Regions from separate parts of the Homo sapiens genome. Here region 2 is linked to region 1. Evidence: chromatin contacts called from ENCODE Hi-C data. All regions are on one chromosome and are shown on one strand. The core of a region is the stretch at or near the end of the contact, and the rest is flanking DNA. Distances in the headings are between cores, read along the strand shown.

The links. Hi-C counts contacts between places; a loop is a spot of excess contacts on that map.
Region 2: a loop to region 1 is called in a map of PC-9, with 4 times the contacts of the local background. The contact joins the promoter of LINC03078 here to the promoter of PSG9 in region 1. A Hi-C loop is called at or near these places in 3 of 168 maps with a recorded cell type or tissue (PC-3, PC-9 and mammary epithelial cell).

The regions. Positions count from the first base shown.
Region 1 is chr19:43,267,614-43,270,786 of GRCh38, reverse strand. It overlaps PSG9 (pregnancy specific beta-1-glycoprotein 9), which reads left to right and starts at 1,257. Exons shown (of 6, transcript NM_002784.5): 1 at 1,257-1,419; 2 at 2,638-3,003. The coding sequence starts at 1,356.
Region 2 is chr19:43,329,804-43,332,766 of GRCh38, reverse strand. It overlaps LINC03078 (long intergenic non-protein coding RNA 3078), which reads left to right and starts at 1,259. Exons shown (of 2, transcript NR_186343.1): 1 at 1,259-1,423.

The DNA.
Region 1 (3,173 bases), core at 8-2,507:
CAGGGGGCTCAGAGAGCGTGTGATGGTCATTCACAGGTACCATCCGGGATGTGGCCACCTACCCCCAGCTGTCCCTTGGGAAGACAGACCTCTCCTGTGTACTTGCGTGGAGAAGGGCGGTGTTATTGCTCTTTGCTCCCAGAACACAACTCACCCCCACCCGCCCTCTCAGGTGTGAGCAACGTCCCTCCAGAGAGCCTCTCTGGTCACTGCCTGTTCCTCCTCTACAGACAGCAGCTTGGCCAGGTCAAAACCCTCAGGACAGACCCCTGGGTGTGTCAGCACATGGAGGGCTGAGCCCATCATGGCCACGGAGTAAGTCGGGATGAATCTCTCCAGCTCTGAACCCCTGCTCTGTCCCAGGCTCCCCCTCCTGCGTCTCAATGAGCCATGTCCCGCGGGGTTCCTGGGTAACTCCCCACTTCCTCCTGCACCACCACGGGGAAGGTGTGGTGACCACAGGACAATCAGCTGGGCAGAGAAGAGAGGACATCAAAGATGGTCAGGGAGAACATGAGAAACCCTGAGCTCCAGCTCAGCCGCCAGACCCCAGGGAGCCATAGACTGACAGAGAACTGTCCCTTTGACTATGGGACTCACAGCCCCCACTGAGCAACCAGCACAGGCCTCTCCTCCTAAGAGGCATGAGAGATTCACCCTGCACACCTCCAGGAAGGACAGTTTCCTCTGGGACACCCAGGTCCTGAAAGTCCATCCTTGGAAGCTGCAGTCAAGCTTGACACGATTAGAGAAAGGAAGGGTCCCTCTCACCAGGCAACACACAGCTCACCCACAGCACAATGGGGTGTCACTGTGACAGGGACCTGGTGCATCTCCAGCCTCCTGCACTGAAGGGGAGAGCCAGATGGGGATGAAAGAGGGTAAAAGGCATGAATGTGCACCCCAACCCAGAGCCATGGGGACAGCAGGAGGCTGAGGCCCAGGACTGTGCTTGCCCAACCTGCAGGGTATGTGCCTGACTGTGTGGGTCTGTGTGTGTCTCTTCTGTGTGTGTGTGTGTGTGTGTGTGTGTGTGTGTGTGTCTGCACAAAGTGTGTGTTGAGGTTTGGTGAAAGAATCACTGCTGAAAAAGGCAGAGGCCTCCACAACTCCCAGGGACCTGAAACACAGACAAAAGGAAAAACAGAAGGAGGGACAAGGAGGCAGGACTGAGAGAGAAGGGGACAGAGAGGTGTCCTGGGACTGACCCCGCCCATGAGCTTGAGAAGTGCTCCTGCCCCGGGAAGAGGCTCAGCACAGAAGGAGGAAGGACAGCACAGCTGACAGCCGTGCTCAGACAGCTTCTGGATCCCAGGCTCATCTCCACAGAGGAGAACACACAGGCAGCAGAGACCATGGGGCCCCTCCCAGCCCCTTCCTGCACACAGCGCATCACCTGGAAGGGGCTCCTGCTCACAGGTGAGGAGAGAACTTCCTGGGAGAGGACAGGGGGAGGAAGCGGAGTGACTGGATGGGGTCTCCTGGAGAGGATGGGGTTGTAAAATAAAAGAAGCCAGCTCTTAGGGAGGCTGAGGTGGGTGGATCACGAGATCAGGAGTTCAAGATCAGTCCGGCCAATGCAGTGAAGCCCAGTCTCTCCTAAAAATATAAAAAATTAACCAGGTATGGTGGTGTACTCCTGTAATCCTAGCTACTCGGGAGGCTGAGGTGGGAGAATCATGTGAACCCGGGAGGCAGAAGTTGCAGCTAGCCGAGATACCGCCACTGCACGCCAGCCTGGGCGACAGTACGAGACTCCGTCTCAAAAAAAAAAGAAAAAAAGGAAAGAAGGCTCTGTTGCAGCCTGGATAGGGGAAAATACACCAGAGAGGGACAGGGGTCAAAAGAGGAAAGTCACATTGAACCGGAATTGGTAAGAGGTAGGAAAATCTTAAGTGTTCTGTTTTCCTGATTAATCATCCGGGGCCACCACATTTTGAAAAATGATAATAATAACTATATCAGATGACACTTCAAATAAAAATATAAGCAGGACATGAAACACTATCCTCAGCAAAAAACCTCAACAATTGGGGGAAAAAAAAACACCCAGGGCATGGAGGGCCCTGAGAACTCTCACATCTACAGGAGTCTGCAGCCTGTCCCAGGCACTGGGGTGCAACCAGGATCACAAAAGTCCCTGTCCTCACGGAGCTCACGCTGTCATGGGGAGGAAGACAGACATGCGAAGAGATGTAGAATGTGAGATCAGGTGTTGACAAGAACCCTGGAGGGAGCAGAGCAGGGAAAGGTCAGAAAGGGAAGACCCAGGGTCTCTGAAGGAGGTGTCAGGAAAGAAGTCTAAGGATGCCCTGATGTGAGCAGGACCTGAGGGCAGTGTGGAGGGGGCCGTGTGGACCCCTGGGGAAGAGGATTCCAAACAGAAAAATGCCAAGGTCAGAAGTGTTGAAGGAATGGGGGTCATGCTGCTGACCTTGACCTAGTAGGACAGTAGGACACACACACATACACATACACAAACACACATGCCCGTTTTTTGTGTGTGTTTGTTTGTATGTGTGCGTGTGTGTATCTTCAAGGCTGAGGATGGAAGAGACCTTCTCAGGACCCAGGGCCCCATCTTTTCACCACAATACATAGGTCTCAATATTAACTGATGCTGTCTCCCCCTCCTAGCATCACTTTTAAACTTCTGGAACCCGCCCACCACTGCCGAAGTCACGATTGAAGCCCAGCCACCCAAAGTTTCTGAGGGGAAGGATGTTCTTCTACTTGTCCACAATTTGCCCCAGAATCTTCCTGGCTACTTCTGGTACAAAGGGGAAATGACGGACCTCTACCATTACATTATATCGTATATAGTTGATGGTAAAATAATTATATATGGGCCTGCATACAGTGGAAGAGAAACAGTATATTCCAACGCATCCCTGCTGATCCAGAATGTCACCCGGAAGGATGCAGGAACCTACACCTTACACATCATAAAGCGAGGTGATGAGACTAGAGAAGAAATTCGACATTTCACCTTCACCTTATACTGTGAGTGATTCCACATGATCCCTGGGTGTTGGGGGGAAGGGGTCATTTCTACTTCACACACACAGGATTGTCAGGCCTGGACTCTGCCTGTGTCACTCTCTGCATTATGTCCCATGCTGGGGTTTGGGCATTTAGTGCAGGACACACACAGAGGAGACAAATTTCAACAG
Region 2 (2,963 bases), core at 10-2,509, 62 kb before region 1:
CTCTTTGGGTCAGAGGCCAGGCTGGTGACACTGGAGACAGAGGGCTGGTCCCTCCCCAGTCATCCCCCAGTGAGCTCCTTTCTATCCCCCAGAGCCACCTCTGTCACCTTCCTGCTGGGCATCATCCCACCTTCCCAAGCACTAAAGAGCATGGGGAGACCTGGCCAGCTGGGTTTCTGCATCACAAAGAAAGAATTCCCCAGGTTTGGATCCCCAGGGTTCTGTGTGTGGAGCTGACAGACCTGAGGCCAGGAGATAGCAGAGGTCAGCCCTGGGGAGGGCGGGTCATCCTCCCAGGGGACAGGGTTGCACCAGCCTTGCTACTGAAAGGGCCTCCCCAGGACAGCGCCATCAGCCCCACCTGAGAGCTTTGCTAAACAGCAGTCAGAGGAGGCCATGGCAGTGGCTGAGCTCCTGCTCCAGGCCCCAACAGACCAGACCAACAGCACAATGCAGTCCTTCCCCAATGTCACAGGTCACCAAAGGAAAACTGAGCTGCTACCTGACCTTCGAAAGATAATAGCCGATTTCCCAAACAGGCCAGTTTCAATCGCATGACAATGACCTCCCCTCTGCTCTCACCGTTTCTAAAACAGGAACCTGATTCTCCCCCATCAGAGATTTCTCCCTTGTTCCATGAGCCTTTCCCGAGTGGCCCTGTTTTTTGTGTTTGCTTTCCGCAGCCCTCCCCTCTCTATTAAACCCGCGCTTCTGCTCAGCTCCTTGACCCACGTATTGTCTCATGGGATGAAGTCTCGCCCGATTTTAGGACGGCAAATAAAGCCACTTGAAGTCTTTATCTGTGCTAGTTTGTCCTGTGACAGCTCTGTGTATCTGTATGTGTACATGTGTCTCAGTTTCAATGAATCTGAGTATATATGTGTGTGTGTCTGTATATGTGAGTGTTTGCCTCTATGTCTGTATATATGTGTATATGTGTTTGCCTGTATGTCTGTATATATGTGTGTCTGTGTTTGTGTCATGTCTGTGTGTATGTGTGTGTGCATCTCTGTGTGTGTCTCTGTGTGTGTCTCTGTGTGTGTATATGTGTGTGTGTGTGGACAAGTGTGGAAGGAGAGCCATATCTGAAGAAGGCAAATGGCCTCAGCAGGTCCTAAGGACCAAACACACACAGAAGGGAAGGGGAAGCAGGAACCAGAAGGCAGGACTGAGAGGGGAGGGGACAGAGAAGCATCCTGGGCAGAGTCCCGCCCCTGCCCCTGGCCCTAGGAAGTGCTCCTGCCCTGAGAGAAGGCTCAGCACAGAGGGAGGAAAGACAGCAGAACTGGCAGTCACAGTAGCTCTGATCATCCTGGAGCTAAGCTCCTCTCCACAGAAGAGAAGCAGGCAGCAGAGACCATGAGGCCCCCCTCAGCCCCTCCCCGCAGAGGATGCATCCCCTGGCAGGGGCTCCTGCTCACAGGTGAGGGAGGACTCCCTGGGAGAGGGTGGGAGGAGGAAGCACAGAGACTGGCTGGTGTCTCCTGGGGAGGACGGAGCTTTGAGAGGGGATAGAAGGCTTCTGTTGAAGCCTGAATAGGGGAGAGGACATCAGAGAGGGACAGGAGTCACAGCAGGAAAATTACATTGAACTGGAATTGGAAAGGGGCAGGAAAACCTCAATTGCTCCGTGTTTCTAAGGCAGTAATCAGTGGCCACTAAATATTGAAAAATGATAAGGAAAGCAACCATTTATGTCACCATGGCACTGCAGAAAACAAACCTTCCCAGGGACTCCTGGGAAACCCCCTGCCTGGTCTGAGACCCGCTCTGAGGAAGCAGAGGGTAGGCTTGGGCCCAAGAGAGGCCGACCATGCCACAGGTGGGGGCAAAGGGGTGCTCCGGGGGAACTTACAGCCCAGGCAGGCTTGGGTAGCAGCAACGCAAGGAAGGCCCCCTACGTGCTCTGCACGCCTCTCTGGCATTTGATATCATGAAAAGAAAAGGAGAGGGAGAAAAGGGAGAGAAAAGGAAAAGAACATTCTTGGCATGTGGAGCCATCTATCGCTTTCTTAGTCCGTTTACTCTCTACTTAAAGGAAGCCTCTCCCTGCTACAATCTGGGTAACATCCATAAGAGGCGGGGATGTCCTGGGCAGCAGCAGCCATCTGGGGTCCTGAGTGTTCTCTCCCTTGGCCACCTCCTCCACCTCACTTCAAGGTCCCTGTTCAGAACACATTTCCACAACAGCACAAACGCTGTCCTCACCTGCCTACCTCAGACATTGGCAAATAAACTAATGTTTCTCATGGTTTAACACCATCTTCCTTGGTGCTGTCATTATGATAGTGAGTTCTCATGAGATCCAGTTTTCTGAAAGTGTGTAGGAAAGCATGTGGTAGAAAAGAAAAGCCCATGTTCAGGGGAGGAATTCAAGCAGGCTGCAGAAATTTGCATAAGTAAAGGGAGCGAAGTGCTAATAGCCAAAACAATAAGGAGAAGGCCTTAAAGGCATTTCAGAGACCTTTGCAGCAGCCCTTCCCATCACAGGACCAGAGGCCTAGGAGGACAGAATAAATTTTGGGCCAGGCCCAGGGCTCTGCTGCCCTGTGCAGCCTCAGGACACTGCTCACTGCATCCCAGCTGCTCTAGTCATGGCTCAAAAGGGTCAAGGTACAGCTCGGCCTGTTGCTTCAGAAGGTACATGTCATAAAGCTTGGCAGCTTCCATGTGGTGGTAACCCTGCAGGTGCACAAAGTGCAACAGTTTAGGCTTGGGAGCCTACATTTCAGAGGATATATAGAAAAGCCTGAATGTCCAGGCAGAAGCCTGCTACAAGGGCAGTGCCCTCATGAAGAACCTCTACTAGGGCAGTATAGAAGCAAAATGTGGGGTAAGTGTCTCCACACAGTTTTCACTGGGCCAGGAGCTGGGAGAAGATACCCACCATCCTCAAGACCCTGGAATGGAAGAGCCACTGGCAGCTTGCACACTGCACCTGGAAAAGCCATAGGCACGCAATG